3 separate regions of the Homo sapiens genome follow, and all the other regions are linked to region 3. A link is a loop called in an ENCODE intact Hi-C map of the cell type or tissue named here. Cell type or tissue: GM12878. All regions are shown on one strand. Links, peaks and the distances in the headings refer to the core of each region. The heading gives the core; the rest is flanking DNA.

Region 1 (5,898 bases), core at 613-5,612, 53 kb after region 3:
CTTTCCAGTTCACCATGATTGTTTCTGGCTACCAAATAGGAGGCTAAAGCATTGTCTAGATGCTCAGCTCTGCTAACTTGCCGCACTTTGTTTTCCCTGAGAGACTTGGCCACAGGCTATTAGCAGCCTAACATGCTTCTCCTATGTCCCTAATAACCTCTTGTGAGCAGCCTGCCAAGTCGTCAGCATTGGCTTGTGGAGTCACACACAGCAAATCTCCCAGCTCTTTGTAATGCTTTCAGCAATTTCCATTGACATCTTGAGAGATATTTGATGTTTGTGGGCTGGGGATCTGGGCAGATGTGAGTGAATGCTTAAATGTACAAAATGATGTCACCAACTGTCACATCTATTTTATTTGTCTTATTTTTTCATTGTTTCAGGTTCCAAGTTGCATATTCATTCATGCCTTTTCCATAGTTTCTTGAGTTGATGTCCTTTTGCTAAGAATAGTATTATGTATCCAGTAGAAAATACATTTTAGCAACTTTTAAAAATACCTAGTAATAACACCTTACATGACTGTGGTGCCTTGCCCTTAACAGTGTGCAGTCAATAGGATTACCTCATTAGAGGATGTATATGAATGCGTTTTGAGATGTGAACAAGGTCGTGACCTCTGAAGTCAGAGTAGTTGGTGTTCACACTTAGATTCTGCCAGTAACAGATTGTGCAACCCTGTGCAAGTTCTTATTTCTGAGCCTCAGCTTCCTCATCTATAAAACATGGTATCCCACCTCACCATGTTGTTTTCAGTTCACAGCACAGAGTAAGCACTCAAAAAATGAAAGTTGTATTGCTACTACTACTTCTGCTGCTGCTGCTGGTGCTACAATCTTATGTGAACTGGGCCACGTGAGTAGTGTTTTTCCTGTTTCGAGGATAAGAAACCTAAGTTCAGAGAGGTTTAATTCCTTGCCCAAATAGATGCAGATAATGAGTGGCAGGTGCTGGAATGTAAATGCCTTTTTAGCTCATACTCTATTATTTGGTGAATTCCAAACCCCAAACCTCAAATGGTGCTAGAGGTGTTCATCTGAAGCTTTGCTTGGGATCATACATTACCGTTTTAATATTCCAAAGCCCTGTGGTTACTGATGACTATATTGAAGTTGCTATTAAAGAGATCCAGGTGTTTAATCAGGACCTCATTCCTCTTAACTCTCATGTGTGGTTCAGTCAAGTTTAGGTTACTAATGTGTTTCCTAAATGATGATGAAAAAGAAAATAGATGAGTTTGAGGTGATTTAGAAACTACTGTCTCCTACAGATCCACTTTCAGCTTGGTATACTTTGTAAAGACTGGGGAAAAGATCATATAATTTACAACATCACGTGAGGCAGCTTTTCCTGATGAGGGAACAATTTTAGTGTTCTTAAATTGCCTTTGCTACATTTTCTAGGTGGAAGCACTGTTAGCACTGTATTTCCCAAGTATATTTCTAGTAGCTGTTACTTATCCATTCTTCTTCCATTCGACTCCAAGTACGGATTCCTCCCCAAAGTGTTTGGGAACTAACCAGTAGGAATTTATAGAATCTGGCAACTTTGGTTAAGAACATTGTGATTTGCCCCTATTGCTTTAAATGTTCTTTCCTTATCAAGCATAGAAAAGTTCAGATTCAATCAAATATTTCTCTTTGTGTAAACTATCAATGCTAAGAGGTATGCTTCTTAGAGCAGAAACTGTAGTTTGTCTGTGTTCTCAACCATGCATTGATTATTTGAAAGTAATAGGCAATTGCCGAATCATAGCAGTGAAAACTGTAAAATAAAGTTCAGGCTAACTTGGCAGCCTGGCCCAGTTGTTTTACAGAATAATGGAGGATGCCTGTATGATTTAGGTGAAATGAAGTATAAACCTACTGTTGCTTCAATAGAGTCTCCATTTTTACTCACTTTAGGGTTTTTGATTCCCTTATTTTTTTATTTCTCCCAATTATTTGCTATAAAGCATCCAAAAGGACCATTTTAAGGAAAATTCAACTATTCCATTAGTGTCATAAATTATTATTTTGTAATTAATATATTTTTAAAATAGTTCTCATTATGTTGTACAGGCTGGTCTCAAACTCTTGAGCTCAAGAGATCCTTTAGCCTCAGCCTCCCAAAGTGCCGGAGTTGTAGGTGTGATCCACCGTGCCCAGCTAATTATTTTAAATATATGAGCTTATTCATTGTTTGTTGAGCTTTGGATGTAAAATTATTTTGAATAATTGTATAAAATTCATCTGATTTGTTAATACATTATTCCATCAAGCAGTAAGCAGAGTTTATAATTAGAATAGGCAGTGCTTGAAAAAAATAGGGTAAAACTTCCTAAAGATGGAAAAAAGTGTGTCACAGGAAGTACACAGCTGATCCCTGTTATTTCAACCTAAATTTTTAGCATGTGTTTGCCAGCGTTTTTGTTGAACACCTTTGTTGAATGTCACTGCTGTGTTTCAGATGTAAGGTCTCCTTCATGTGTGCACATGAGTGTGTGCTCATCTGTCGGTGTGTGTAGTCATGCTGTCCGCTTCACCACCCTGTGCCATGATTCATTATAACCTAGTTTCTGGCTGTATTTCCAAAGGTTCCACTTGGATATATTCCTAACCCAGTTATCTGAATGTTGCACAGATGTTTGTAAGGAAAAGACAACACAATAAATAGTAGTTATGAAACTGGAAGTCTTGGAAATGTATTTTTTCTTCAAACAAATAGTCAGCTACCTATACACTATATACTTCTGCAAAATATAGCACCACAGGGCCATCTCACACTTGAGTAAACTAGACAGATGCCCTGTGGAAGGGATGCCTGAATAACAGAGGTGAGAAAATGGCATGCAATGTTTTTTCCTGGCAAGTTACTTAGTAAACTTTCATATTAGGTTAGAATAATCTGCATATTTAGTGTAGCAGCACCAGAATCACTTGCACTTTGTTAATTCACTGCAATGAACATGGCCTCTTTATACATCTTATATGAGGTACATAGTGTTTTTTCTTAATATTCTTTCCTCTAGAAAAGTGTGACATTTAAGTTGTATTCATAGCTTTAGAAACCTTAGAAGTCGTGGCTGTTAACATGGAGACAGATACCTATTTAAAAGAGAGGAAGAACTTTTATAGAGAAAACGCTGTATTGGTTAATTTATGTGATTTTGTGTATTTTTCCTTTAGTATTATTGTAGCTAGGTCATAAGGACAGAAAGTATTTGTTGTTGTTGTTGTTGTTGTTGTCTTTTTATTTCTATCAACTAGCACTTGGCTATCCATAGGAGCAGCTTGGTATAAATTTGTTAAAATAATTATCCGATGCTAGGGAGTGGGATTAGTGGAGAAGAACGAGAACTTGTATTTATTGAGCATCTTTTATGTCAAGTGTGTGTTAGGTATTTCACATATGCACCTTATTCAGAGCAGTGTTTTTTGTGTGCATAATGGAAAGCAGGGTGGGTAGGGTGGCTTCTGTTTTGGCAGCTCCCGTTCTAGAAACTTGTCTAGGATCTTGTTATTCCACCATCTGGCCCTCTTCCATGTGTCTTCTAACTCTCATCTCAGTAATACAACTGAGTCCTTGCTCAGCACTTACTGAATGCTTTTTTGTTTTTTATTTTTTTTTGGGACAGGGTCTTACTCTGTTACCCAGGCTGGAGCGCAGTGGCATGATCTCGACTCACTGCAACCTCTGCTTCCTGGGCTCAAGTGATCCTCCCACCTTTGCCTCCCAAGTAGCTGGGACTACAGGTGTGCGCCCCCATGTCCTGCTAATTTTTGTATTATTTATAGAGACTGGGTTGTACCATGTTGCCCAGGCTGGTCTTGAACTTTTGGACTCGAGCGATCCAACTGCCTTGGCCTCCCAAAGTGCTGGGATTACAGGCATGAGCCACTGCGCCCAGCCTGAATGCTTTTTCCAGCCTCTGGGTCTTTAGGCCAGCTCCCAGGCCAGTTTTATTGCAACTCCTTCCTGTCCTCATGAGGCATGGGCTTAGGACAGGAGAGGACACCACAATACACAGAATCTGGTGAAGGGCTCAAAGCAAGGGCTCTGTGGGTTAACCTATGACTATATAACTAATCTTGGGGTGATGATGGAATGGGCTACCTCTCATTGCTAACAACAGTGAAACATTCTAGGCCTCAACAATGTGGAAAGATGGATGTTTGAGGCTCCCAAATTCTATACCCTAGAATAGTAGTTCTTATCCTGTATTGTATTGTATAGCATATTATTCTTTTAGTGTCTGTTATTGAGAAAATACTTAATGAAAAAAATAAGAATCAGTACACTTTTATGTGAATTTATTAATTGTAAAAGGGCAGGCAGTATTTCAGGTTGATTATGGATTGACAGGGAGAGACTCCAAAACATTCACTCCCACTGTAACATTCTCTTTTAATTAGCCAAGGATGCAGAATTGTAGTAGAAGTGGATTTGGTAAATAGGGTAGAAGTGAATGCAGCCTATCATAACAAAACTTCCCCCTGGGTCCTGTTTCCCTAATGGGCATATGCAGTGGTATGTGTGTAGGCTGTTGCCAGATCTGAAACTAAAGATATATTTTTGCTGTACCACAGGATTTTATACTTGGGTCTCATTCAGGAAAACTGATTATCCATGCTTCTCATTTTAATAAAATTTTTATAAACATGAAGATGCCCTAGTTCTTAAACCAAAATCAAGGTCAACAGTACTATATAATCAACTAGGGGAAAAAAGTAGTTCTGTTCCCAGATGGGGACCTGAACAATATCTCTCTCCAACTTTCTAGAATTTTTAGAAAGCCTGTTTCCTCCAGAGCCTACCCCTGATTCTGGTTTATACATTTCAATCCAATTCGTTCCAACAGGATTTTTATTTGGAAGGCCAGAATTACATTTCAGCATATACGCATTTCACTATATTGTTGTGCCCCTTGGATGTAAGACGGGTGGTCAGATGATTGTGTTTTTGTAATTAAGCAGCATTCAGCTAATTTATATCAGTGGGTAGGACTTCGCTTAGCTTACTTTATGTTACTTGACTCTTTTAAACATCATCATGGTTTGTAGCTTTTTATGAGCCCATTGCGTACCAGTTGACCAAAATTTTCTTCTTGATGTTCTTGCTCCCCTTGGACCTTTTGGAGCCTCTTCTAGGTGACTGCTTTATTTCTAATTTTAAACCACTTTTAAATGGTTTGGCTGTGTCCCCACCCAAAATCTCATCTTGAATTATAACCCCCATGTGTCAAGGGCAGTCCAGGTAGAGGTAATTGGATCATGGTGGCAGTTTGTCTCACAAGATCTGATGGCTTTATAAAGGGCTTTCCCCTTCACTCAGCACTCATTCTCTCTCCTGCTGTCCTGTGAGGAGGTGCCTTCTGCCTGAGGCCTCCCCAGCCATGTGGAACTATGAGGCAATTAAACCTCTTTCCTTTGTAAATTACCTAGTCTCAGGCGGTTCTTTATAGCAGCATGAGAATGGACTAATCCACACTTCTAGACATCTTTGAAACTATCTTTGTTTTTTTCGCAGTGGGAAATGCCAAAGTTATCTTGGTTTCTATTGTACCAAACTGGGAATCAGTGATTCATCAAAGAGCCCTGGTTCTTTTTTATGGGAGCTCTACTAGAGACCAAATTTGCCATGAAAGGTGCACATTACCATGTTTTGTTTCATTTGAGTGCTGGCTAATTTAGGACTAGAGCCACTTTAGTGACAGAGCAGATAAATAGCATTTTTTTTCAAATGGTTCAGGGTTCATGTTGATATATCCAATTCTCCTGGCTTTAATAAATTTATTTTTATATTGTTCTAACTTGAGGGCTTATTAATGCAATTTCTCCTTTCCTAAGTGATGCCTAAAGATTTGGACCTGTTTTTCTAAAATTCTCTTAACTCTTCCTAGGTTTGTATGGTTTAGTG
Region 2 (5,898 bases), core at 263-5,262, 140 kb before region 3:
ACCATGTTCAGTTAATATTGTATTTTTTGTAGAGACAGGGTTTCTCCGTGTTGGTCAGGCTGGTCTTGAACTCCCGACCTCAGGTGATCTGCCTGCCTCTGACTCCCAAAGTGCTGGGATTACAGGCTGGGCTTACAGGCATGAGCCACTGTGCCTGGCCCATATTTTCCCATTTTAATAAAGCATTGTCTAAGACAGTAACAGATGAGTACATCATTTCCTGGCTACTTGTAATACCGTTATGATATGCCACATGCTTTTGGTAAGATCAGTGCTTATAATGAGGGGTGCAGAGGTATTGGACCAATTCATGAGTGCCTTTTGACATTAAAAAACATTAGCATTGTTTGTATTTATTATTATGTCTGCTATGGTTTGAGTATTGGTGTCCCTCCACAATTAGTGATGAAACTTAAACCCCAATACACTAGTATTAAGCAGTGGGGCCTGTAGTAAATGATTAGGCATTGAGGGCTCCACGCCCATGAATGGGATTTGTGTTCTAACAAAAGGGCTTGAGGAAGCAAATTCGCCTTCCCCATTCCTTCTATCTCTTCTGCCATGTGAGGATACAGAAACAAGGCACCATCTTTGAAGCAGAGCATGGGCCCTCGCCAGACACCAAATCTGCTGGCACCTTGGTCTTGGACTTACTTGCCAGCCTCTAAAACTGTGAACAGTAAATTTCTATTATTTGTGAATTATCTGTAATTTGCTTTGTTAAAGCTGCCCAAATGTACTAAGACAGAGTCTTTTTGATTTTGCTGTCTACCTATCTTTCTCTATTTTAAGAATTAAGTGTTGGACTTATAAAAAGGGGCACAATTTGAAATTCTCGAGTTAGTCTTACTGAAATTAACATGATAAAACGTTCTAAATCATAGAATTTTCTGTGGGGTGCTTTTTTAGTTTGGAAAAATTTTAAACTTCCTTTACTACTTCAAAGATACTTTATTAATTTGCTAGAATGCAGCTCACCCTATATTGTCTTATTGGTAAAAATATGCAAGAAGCACGTGATCTCTTTCTACTGTTTAGGTTTTACAAAACAGGTGTTCATGCATCTACCTAAGAGAGTTTGTTTTAGGTGCTTCAGATTTCCTGTGAGGGGTTTAGGGGGTTGCATAGTAAAGCATTAGGTAACAAAAGAAAATGACCTTCCTCTGAAGCAATCATTTTTGCTGTATTGTCTTCTCACTACTACTGTGATGAACACTTGGAGATGCCTGCCACTTTGAGGTTCGGGGTTACATTCCATTTTAATTCAAAAGAGATAAAATGATTGTTACTGTCTAGTCATTAAGAAGTCATTTTCCTAATTGTATTTGACACATATTATGCTATTCTACTGGCAAAATTTGATTATTTTTAACCCTTAAGAGAGATAACAAAAATACGGGAAATAATCCACTTGACTGTCTCAAGAATAAAGAGACTGCTTTTGTTTTTCTTTCCTCGAATGCTACAACAATTTGTATATTCCTTGGACCTTATTGGAGCCTTAGTCTTGGTGGCTATGCCCTGTATCCAAGGTATAGCCTTCGAAGAACAAGGAAAGGGCTAGTTTTACACTTCCAGCTTCCTTTGGAAGCTGCCTGTTAATAGTGATGACGTTATCAAGTGTCAGGTTGCAGTTTGCCATCATGGAAGGACCTATGCTGGGGCATGAGAAGCTCGCAAAGACTCCTTTCCAGCACTTGAATTAATGACAGGCTGGGCTTTTATCACTGACAGATGCTGTAAAATAGTACAAGGTAATCAGGGTTATAGGATGGGGGGAATTTAATTCCAACATGGCATGAATTTGGACAGCTTTGTGAGAGACATCATATTTGACCTGGTGAAGATTGGATGGTGTTTTGGAAGTATATATTTGGAAGGAGAGAGTCAGCAACCTGAGTAAAGATGGGGGCTAGATGTGGTAAGGTGTTTTTGACAGTCACTTCTGAGTGATTTGAGGTGTAGTGTGTTTAGAAGGGTGGGTGGAGCTGGGCTATGAAGTGTCTTGAAAGTTTTACAGAGTTATCCGGACCTTTTTTATTCTGAGTGATGGGGAGCCTATGAGCATTTTAAAGAAGAGGTTCAATATAAACTTCTGAAGGACAGTGGTAAAAATATAATGTGTTTGCAATTTTAATGAGAGTTTTTTTTTTTTTGAAACAGGGTCTTGCTTTATCACAAGGGCTCAAATGATCCTCCTGCCACAGCCTTCCGAGCAGCTGGGACTTCTTAATTTGTTTTTTTATAGAGACAGGCCTCACTGTGTTGCCCTGGCTGGTCTCAAGTGATCCTCCTGCATTGGCCTCCCAAAGTGCTGGGATTATAGGAGTGAGCCACTGTGCCTGGCTGATATTTTTCTTTATTGGCTAATTCGTTTGACCAGATGAAATTCTTTTTCTTTATCCAGCAAATATATATTAAGCTTTAGTTACAGGCAAGATAATTTATATGTGTGAATAAAATATGAATAAAGCCAGTTCTAACTTACAAAGAGATTTTAGCAGGATGTTTTATTTTATTTCTGTTTTAAGCATTGAATGTTGCATACTTACTAAGAGGATTATGTCTTCTAAAATGGACCTTCTTGTTTTTAGAAATTTTGATCACCTTTGAATAGGTTCTATTTTGGCTAAGCAACTTTCAAAGCAACAGCACTGTATTTTTCTGTGCTTGGTGGATGGACAAATGTTTGTAGATTAGAGTAGAAACATCCCAGTTTCATTAATTTTTCTCTCTGGTTTTGGGGAAATGATACAAAGTTGAATGAGGGAATCTGCCTATTCATATTCCACCCACGAAGATTGTTGAGGTCATTCTGTTTTTTTTGTTGTTGTTGTTCAAGAGTTAAAATATCGTTTATATAGGTATGAATTATTTTCATTGGCAGGAGTGAATTGGAGAATGTGGGAAGTTAGGCATGAATTGCAGGGCTGTGGGAGAGATGCTCAGGAAGGAAAATGGCTGTTGGGCAGCCCCTGCCTCCCTTACTCAGTCTTCTGGTCTTAATATGAGCACCATATAGGTATCCATATTCTCAGTTTCAGGCATGCCTTCCTCTGATCTACACCACCTGTCTCTCAAGCTCTTTTTCTCCACTACCCAAACTGTAGCATGCACTTGGACCCCAGTAGGGTTTAAAATCCATTGATCCTACTTTTCATGGTTGCTCACTCACCTCAACTTCTTACTTCCCCCTTTCACTGGTTTCTATTGCATGATCCATCATTGTAAAGATACCTTTGGTTTCACACCTTGCCTTTCTTTCACTTTGTTATACTCATCTGGCAAAAATCCCCATCTTGTTCAACTTAGCTATTTCTCTTGCTTGTCCCTGTGTATCTGACCATGGCTGGAGATAAGCATGCAGCCATCCCATTTCCTATCCCTAAATTCTAGGACTCCAATGAGTTGTTCACGATGCCCAGCAGTCCAGCCATGTTGCCGAGTTCGTTGGCTCTCCCTCTCTCCTCCTGTCTCCATCCTCATTCTTTGCTGATTGTCTTGCTTCTCATCTCATTGAGAAAATAGAGAACTTCTGCAGACTGCACACAGCACATTTTCCTACCTATCAGTCCCGGTGCCCATACACTTGAACTCCCATTCTTTTACCTGATTGAATTGTTTATGGGTCTAAGTGAGGCCACTTGTGCACTTGACCCCAGCCCCTCTTGCAACTTGAAGACCATTGTCCAGGCATCTCAATTCTTCATTCACTGCATCATCACGTTTTCCTTCTCCACTAGATCAGTCTCATCAGCATACAAGCTGTTATTTCTCCCATTTGAAAAATATCTTCTCTTTTTAAAAAATATAAACTTTTATTTTAGGTTCAGAGGGTAGATGTGCAGGTTTGTTACATTGGTATATTGTGTGATGCTGAGGTTTGGGGTACAATTGATCTCATCACCCAGGCAGTGAACATAGTACCCAAAAGGTAGCTTTTTTTAGCCTTTGCCGTACTCCCTCTCTCATTCTGGTAGTCCCCAGTGTCTACAGTTCCCATCTTTGTGTCAATGTGTATCCAATGTTTAGCTTCTACTTACAAGTGAGAACATGTGGTATTTGGTTTTTTGTTCTTAGGTTAATTTTCTTAGGATAACGGCCTCCACCTGCATCTGTGTTGCTGCAAAGGACATGATTTTATTCTTTTTATGGCTGCATAGTATTCCATGACGTGTATGTACCATATTTTCTTCATCCAGTCTACTGTGGATGGGCACTTAGGTTTAGTCCATGTTTTTGCTATTGTGAATAGCACTGTGATGAATATAGAGTGCATGTGTCTTTTTGGTAGAATCATTTCTTTTCTTTTGGGTATATACCCATCAATAGGATTGCTGGGTCAGTTGGTAGGTCTGTTTTAAGTTCTTAGAGAAATCTCCAAACAGCTTTCCATAGTGGTTGAATTAATTTACATCCCTACCAGCAGTGTATGTGTTCCCCCTTCTCTACAGCCTCACTAGCATGTATTATTTTTTGACTTTTTAGTAATAATAGGAATTCTGACTGGTTTGAGATGGTAGCTCATTGTGGTTTTGATTTGCATTTCTCTAATGATTAGTGATGTTTAGCATTTTTTCATATCTTTGTTGGCCGCTTGTATGTATGTCTTCTTTTGAGAAGGCTCTGTTCATGTCCTTTGCTCACTTTTTTTTTTTGAGACAGAGTCTCACTCTGTTGCCCAGACTGGAGCGCAGTGGCACAGTCTTAGCTCACTGCAACCTCTGCTGCCTGGGTTCAAGCGATTCTCCTGCCTCAGCCTTCCGAGTAGCTGGGATTACAGGCAACGGCCACCATGCCTGGCTAATTTTTGTAGTTTTTAGTAGAGATGGGGTTTCACCATCTTGGCCAGACTGGTCTTGAACTCTTGACCTTGTGATCCACCTGCCTTGGCCTCCCAAAGTGCTGGGATTACAGGTGTGAGCCACCACGCCCAGCCTACTCACTTTTCATTGGGGTTGTTTTTTGCTTGTTGTTTTAAGTTTCTTACAGATTCTGAATTTTCTTTTTCCTTCTTTCTTTCTTTCTTTCTTTCTTTTCTTTCTTTCTTTCTTTCTTTCTGTCTCTCTCTCTCTCTTTCTTTCTTTCTTTCATTGAGATTTTGGATATTAGACCTTTGTCAGATGTATAGTGTGCAAATATTATCTCCCATTATGTAAGGTGTCTGTTTACTTTGTTGATAGTTCCTTTTGCTGTGCAGAAGCTTGAAAAAAAAATCTTAATCCCTCTTTCCATCTTACCTGCTATCCCTTTTCTTTGTTTTTCTATTTAACAATACTTTGAAAGAAGAATTGCCTATATTTCATCTTTCAATTTCATCTGTCTGTCTGTCTGTCTATCTATCTATCTATCTATCTATCTATCTATCTATCTATCTATCTAGGATGGAGTTTCACTCTTGTTGCCCAGGCTGGAGTGCAATGGCGCGATCTTGGCTCCCTGCAATCTCCGCCTCCCGGGTTCAAGTGATTCTCTTGCTTCAGCCTCCGGAGTAGCTGGGACTACAGGCGTGCACCACCATGCCTGGCTAATTTTGTATTTTTAGTAGAGATGGGGTTTAACCATGTTGGCCAGACTGGTCTTGAACTCCTGGCCTCAGGTGATCCACCTGCCTTGGCCCCCCAAAGTGCTAGGATTATAGGTGTGAGCCACTGCACCTGGCCATATTTATTTTTCTATTCTCTCTTTAAATACCATAGCCTTTTACCTACTCCATGCTATCAGAACTGCTTTTGTCAAAGTCAGTGGTCATTCATTGTGGAATTGCCTGACAAGTTCTTCCTGCCTGCTACAAAGGCAAAATCTGTTCACTAAGTCTGTGGCATTGCAGTAAAGAAAGAGTTTAATTGATGTGAGGCCAGCCCATGCAGAAGAACTGGAGTTGTCACTCCAAAGCCT
Region 3 (5,898 bases), core at 751-5,750:
ATTGCCAGCTATCCCCTGGGAGGCAAAATCACCCTCATTTAAGAATCCACGGGTCTACAGCGAAGATATAGACAGAAAGAGAACATTTTCAATATTTGTCATTTTTAGAGAATATCTTGGTTGGAAGAACTGAATTCAAGACTGACAGAACAGAAATTGTTAAATGTTTTTAAAAACAAACCTGGATTTTTTTCTTTTTTCAAATCCAAATTTCTTTTTTGTTAGCAAAGCAATAAAGTCTGGTAACATGTGCATATCAGCTACTATATACTTATTAATTATATAATCTCATTTAACAATTTAACATTACCTGTTCTTATGGAAATTGAACAACCAAATTGAATACTAATCAAGTTTCACCTAAGATTAAAATTCTGTGATGTATGTGTATATGCACATAGTAGTCACTGAGTAAATATTTATGAAATGAATAAAAGGCAGCAAATCATTATTCATTATTTGCACGTCAGGCTTATAATGACTGTGGCTGGAGGAGTGCGATCAGACAATAACAAATGGCCTTTGCCTTTCCACGGTTTCTCCTTTAAATGTAACAGATCTAATTCACACACATGTCTGCATATTGCTCTAAAGCAAGGCATTACTTTACTTATCTGCATCACAGGAGACATATGATTAAATTGTAGAGCCCAGCAGTACTCCAGAGAGCCTATGAAACATGCATGCAGTACTCATCTTGTTGGTTGAAAATTCTGATCTTGGAACTTCTGGTCAGCTGGGGATTGAAAATGAGTGGACAAGTGGTTCATCCCTGAAGCAGCAGCAAGGGCTGCATCTCTTCAGTACCCACGAGGTGGTGCTGCTGCACCAGTTTCTTATGTTGCTCTTAAACTACCACCTCCCTTCTCTAGTGCCTAACCAGAGCTCTGGCCACACCTGCAGAGAGAGAGAGAGAGAGAGAGAGAGAGAGAGAGAGAGCGAGCGAGTGCCCAAGGGATGACAATAGAGCATCGAAAGTACTGCTCGTGATGCATTCAAAGTGTTGAATTCCAAAGGACAGTTTTTTAGTTTAGTTTTTCATTTAACTGTAGAAAAAGAGCTGCTGTCCCTTGGGGCAAGTTAGAGTTTTTCTGAATAAGTAATAAACAACACTAGTATAAAGCTAGTAACTGCAAGAGGCTAATAGAATGACTGGTGGGCAAGCATAAGTTTAAAATGTCTTCCATTATATGAAGGCTGTTTATTTTTAAAATGCTCATTATTAGCAGTCTTTCTAGAATATGAAATACTGGAATTTATGCAGAGGTATTTGAATATTTTGGTAACACTATTGTTAGTCGTTTATTTATTCAGAGCTTCAACCTACAGCTTTTGAAAAGCTCCTCTGGTAAATTATTCGTGCAAGGAGAATTTTGTGGCGGATACAGGAAAGGATTTGTTTACTTGAGCAGATTTTTTCCTCTTATGTATAATGGCCAGTTTTTAAAAAATGACAACTAATGGAAAACAAGCCTTTTGGTGCTCTTCTGTGGATTTATTGATCCTAAAATGGTGTGTGCTTCATGGAGATCCTTTAGCTCATCCAGCCACCTTGCTTGGTAATGTCACAGGTGTGGCCTTTGTTCATCATACAATTAAATGGACAACAATGATGACATTAGACTTATTTTCAAGACATTATATTTTCTTTTATTTCTGTGTCCAATTTTAAATACTTTAATAATTAACTTTTAAAAACCTAAAACATTTTAATGAAAAATAAGTTTGGCTGTAGTGGTCTCCATCCAGTTAAATTTGTTCTTTCTTTCGTTTTCTTTAACAATATTTCACTTTTGTGTAATTATTAAAGTAATTGCTGCCCCAGCTAAAAAAATGCTACAGGTTGCTATCCAAAACTACCGGGTTATTAAGTAGAGTCATCCTGTTACAGGGCAGAAATGAAAATGCTAACAAATCTTAAGAAATGAAAAGTTAGCTGAATGGGCTAAAGACTTCATATCCAAAAGGGAGAACCAGTTTCCCTGTCAGCTTCAGCATTCTTCTGATATTTAATGCAGGTTTTATATTATGTAGTATTTTTATTACCTGTCCATTAGAATAAATTGCTTTGCTTCTGAATGACTTTACTGTATGGGAAAAGTTATCCTTGTGGCAAGTCCTATTACTGCAAACCCCTTCCCTGTGCCCTGCAGCACCTTCTCTGTTCACCAAAAGAATATGTGAGGATTGGCACTTTGTAGGATAATAGGAGGCTACTGAGGACGTTTCCTTCTCCCCGTAGCCCATCTAGGGGGTTGTGTGAAGTCACAGGTGATTGGTGTGCCTGAGGACTGAAAGAAAAAGAATTGACCCCAAGTGGTATAGATTTAGAATTTATTCAGAATTTTTTCCTTTTCTTCTTTCTTTCTTATTTTCTCTACTAGTATGATTGATTGGCCGTAGTCATAAGTGAATCTCTGGAAGAAGAACAAAATTGTGCACAGACAAAAACAAGGGAACATAGAGATATATAAAACACACATTAAGACAGAATGGCCTATTTTGTTTTTACAATATAAAAATGATCAGGAAGAAGGATTAAGGATGGGACTTTAGAGATAACAAATGATGTTTTTATGGTATCACACAGAAGGAAGAAGGCGGTAGGGTTTGGAGACAGATCACTGTAAAAATCTTAGATTTGATTATAAAATTTAAGAGAAGGACATTTTAAAAATCTAGCAAAAGGAGTTAAAAAGAAGTATGGATTTCTGGTAGTTGCTGTATGTTTACCATGAATGTTTATTGTATACATTGATCACTTCCTGCAGCTTAAATTAATTAAAGATCTGTGGTATTTTTGTAAATAAGCCAGCAGAGCAGGTTTGTGGGTTTTAAGAAATCTTAGGAAGTTGTAGCAGATCCTAAATGCAACTATTAGTTTTAAATACTCTATTTGGAGATAAAGTTTTCAAATAGGACTGTTGTATGAATATTTAAATATTAAATCACATCTTTCAATGCAGCGGATGTCTGTTCTGATTGCTGTCATTGCATAACAAACTTAGCATTGAGACCATCCTGGCCAACATGGTGAAACCCCATCTCTACTAAAAATACAAAAATTAGCCGGGTGTGGGTGGTGCATGCTTGTAGTACCAGCTGCTCGGGAGCCTATCGCAGGAGAATTGCTTGAACCTGGGAGGCGGAAGTTGCAGTGAACCGAGATGGCGCCACTGCACTCCATCCTGGCGACAGAGCAAGGCTACGTCTCAAAAAACAAACAAACACAAAAAATTTGGCATTGTTCATGGGTCACAAATGCATCCGTCCTCACAGTGGTGTAGCACAGTGCCTTTGGTTTCTATGTCTTTAGACCTTTCTAGGACTTTTACATTTGAAATCCTATTTCTGCAACCAAATAGAGGGAGAAATGAATTTTGGAATAGCAGGATTTGCCCCTGGGCATTCGATGACCTCTGATTTGTGTTTGACAAGTGAACAAAGCCCAGGCACAAGTGTTCTCTGAGTGAAGAACATTATTTTGAAAAGGAATTTACACTACAATGATGACTGAGCTACAAGCCTTTCCGTGTCTGGCTGAGACCATACTATTCTGCTTAGAAGCCTCTGTACACTTTAAAATTTGTACCTGAAGGCAAATAATAGTGAACCTGCAAGCCAAAGATTATAGTTTTGAAAGGTATATCAATTCTGAAAATAGAGTGGTTTCACTGTGGTATTCCATCTCAAGAGTTGAATCAAGGGGGAGAAAATACAATCACACTTCCTATTTCTTAGACGAAGGCGCATGTTCTCTTGCCAACTGACTCATGTTATCAGATATACTGAATACTAAAAATAGAATTATTGAGAGGTAGAGATAGGGTCTGCCTCTTGTGCTGTAAGATCACTCAGAGTTCTATTTAGTTAATGTTACAGCAATGTTCGTGAGCAACTTGGCTTTCTTTCTGAAAGAATCAAGGTTGTATTTGACAGGGCCTCTGTTAATGCATTTTAGGAAATGTAAAGACATATTGATTATCTTTCATCATGCTAAAAGAAAAGAAGTAGTGTCGTAAAGGCAATCAGAAAAAGTCAGTATGTTCCACATTAACTCATGTACCGATTTATTCATAGGCTCAGGTATTTTTAAAGACAGAGAAGTTCTAAGAAAATAATAAACATTGACAATGATGAGAAAACTTATTGCTTAAACAGTAATCAGTAGTGTTAATGTGCACAAAAAGTGCTTTGAATAGTGAACTATTCTAAAGGAGGAGTAAGAGGTACTATACTACAGATGACACGGTTGTGGTATGGTATGTGGTGTCTTATTATTTAACACGGCCAGTATAAAATTATATAACATCATTAAGATAATGTTCTTCAGGATTTCAACATACATATGTCTCCAGCTTTGTAAGGTTTTTAAATAAGTGTAGTGCAAAAAAAAAAAAGTACATTAGTAGCTGTATAGTACTTAACTGTCAGAATGATTTGCTACAGGGACTAGATCCTATTGCAAGCTGTCAAATTTGTATATTGCTGTAATACCAAACCATAAAATCTTTTGAGTAAAATGGAAAATGTCAGATGGGCATGGCTACAAATAATATACTTTCTGAAGGCTGTAGATGTCTATAGGAGAAAATGTGTAAATGCATGAAATGTTATCTTGTTACTATGGATTTTTCTTTATCTGTTGAGAGAAAAACTGTGAGACAAAAGGAAATTGACTGGAGCCTTTAAATTTTCAGTTTTGAAGTCATTTTTTCCTGAGGGCTAATTTTAAAAACATTATTAGACAGGTGGGACTTCAGATAATTCATGATTAAAGAGTATTGTGAAAAAGTAATCTTATTTTCTAGCTTGCATTGACGAATGCTCCATTTTTTTCTGATCTTGTCTGTGTGAGTAGTGATTACTGACAGATCTTTTAATTGAGTGAGTGAGCCAGGTTGGAGTTTCAGAGACAGGGTCATTCCTTTCACTCTAGTACTGCCTGGGTCAATACCAACAAACACATGCCAAACCGAGGCAGCTGTTAGACAGCTCTAAACAATCTGTAGGGTTTTGCTTGGTCAACAGTGATTGAAAGCAAGAGAGGTTATAGTTTTGGAAAGGTACGGTCATTATTGTGTAACAATGAATTCATTATTCTTTGTTTTTCTGAGAAGAAGGGGGTCAGGAATTAGTTACTTTTCTTTGTTTCATATTTTAATATAAATTAGGTTATTCATTTCCTCAGAAGGGTGGGTTTTAAAAATCCACAAAGAAAGCTTTTTGTGTAAAGTGAGAACATTTTCATACTTGGAGTTAGAATTTCACTGTGGTATATTTTAGGTGTGGTCCCACAATTAAGTGAAGTCTTTATCTAACATGAGCTCCTGGTTAGACACAGATACTAGGACTGTTTTAGCCAGCCATGGGCTGGATTTATTGATCTCAATATCAAAGTTTCTCTGCATTCATCTATATCATGCTTTAGATCACATAATTATAAGAAGCCTCCCTTAGGTTGAGATGGAGAGTACAGGCTCTGGGTTAAGACTGCCTGAGCCCTGTATCCTCCACTTGGGCAACCTTGGCTATGCAGATTAACCCTCTGAAGCTCATCTGTAAATTATGGTGATTGTGAGGATGAAATGAAAAAGTTAACAGTCTGACACAGAGTTTGCACTCAAAGAACGTTAGCAATATTAGCTGTTATTCTCTTAAGTGATTTTTCCCCCTTTATTTTTATAACACTGTTAAGAACATAACTGTATTTTAAACAGCCTCTGGGCAATTTGTAAGCAACAGGAATTTTCTTTGAATGGAGGCCTGTTAAACTGGCGTGTTCTGTCATCTCCGAGGGAGCAGGGCATAGAAGGGCTCTTCTGCAAACGTCTGAGATTCCACCAACTTCCCCTGCAGTTATTGCTGAAAACCGTAAGATGAATAGGTTGATGTTCT

What was found. A loop is a pair of places that touch in the nucleus more often than their neighbours do. Peaks named below come from ENCODE experiments on the same cell type or tissue, not always from the same donor. Only the 100,000 strongest peaks of a DNase experiment are listed, where the experiment ranks them.
Region 1: it touches region 3 in a loop (4-fold over the local background); 2 of 110 quality-filtered maps call a loop at or near these places.
Region 2: it touches region 3 in a loop (2.5-fold over the local background); 16 of 110 quality-filtered maps call a loop at or near these places.

The regions. Positions count from the first base shown.
Region 1 is chr9:7,104,646-7,110,543 of GRCh38, forward strand. The region is part of intron 18 of KDM4C (lysine demethylase 4C); the gene reads left to right. Among named protein-coding and RNA genes, the nearest start is that of KDM4C, 350 kb to the left of the region's middle. In GM12878, for the core only: no CTCF peak of the experiment used is centred there; no DNase peak of the experiment used is centred there.
Region 2 is chr9:6,914,212-6,920,109 of GRCh38, forward strand. The region is part of intron 8 of KDM4C (lysine demethylase 4C); the gene reads left to right. Among named protein-coding and RNA genes, the nearest start is that of KDM4C, 160 kb to the left of the region's middle. RefSeq lists an enhancer at 3,152-3,231. In GM12878, for the core only: no CTCF peak of the experiment used is centred there; a DNase peak (open chromatin) is centred at 3,240; H3K27ac peaks cover 1,032 bases.
Region 3 is chr9:7,051,963-7,057,860 of GRCh38, forward strand. All of the region lies in intron 17 of KDM4C (lysine demethylase 4C), which reads left to right. Among named protein-coding and RNA genes, the nearest start is that of KDM4C, 300 kb to the left of the region's middle. In GM12878, for the core only: a CTCF peak has its summit at 801 (motif pointing right); DNase peaks (open chromatin) are centred at 839 and 3,729.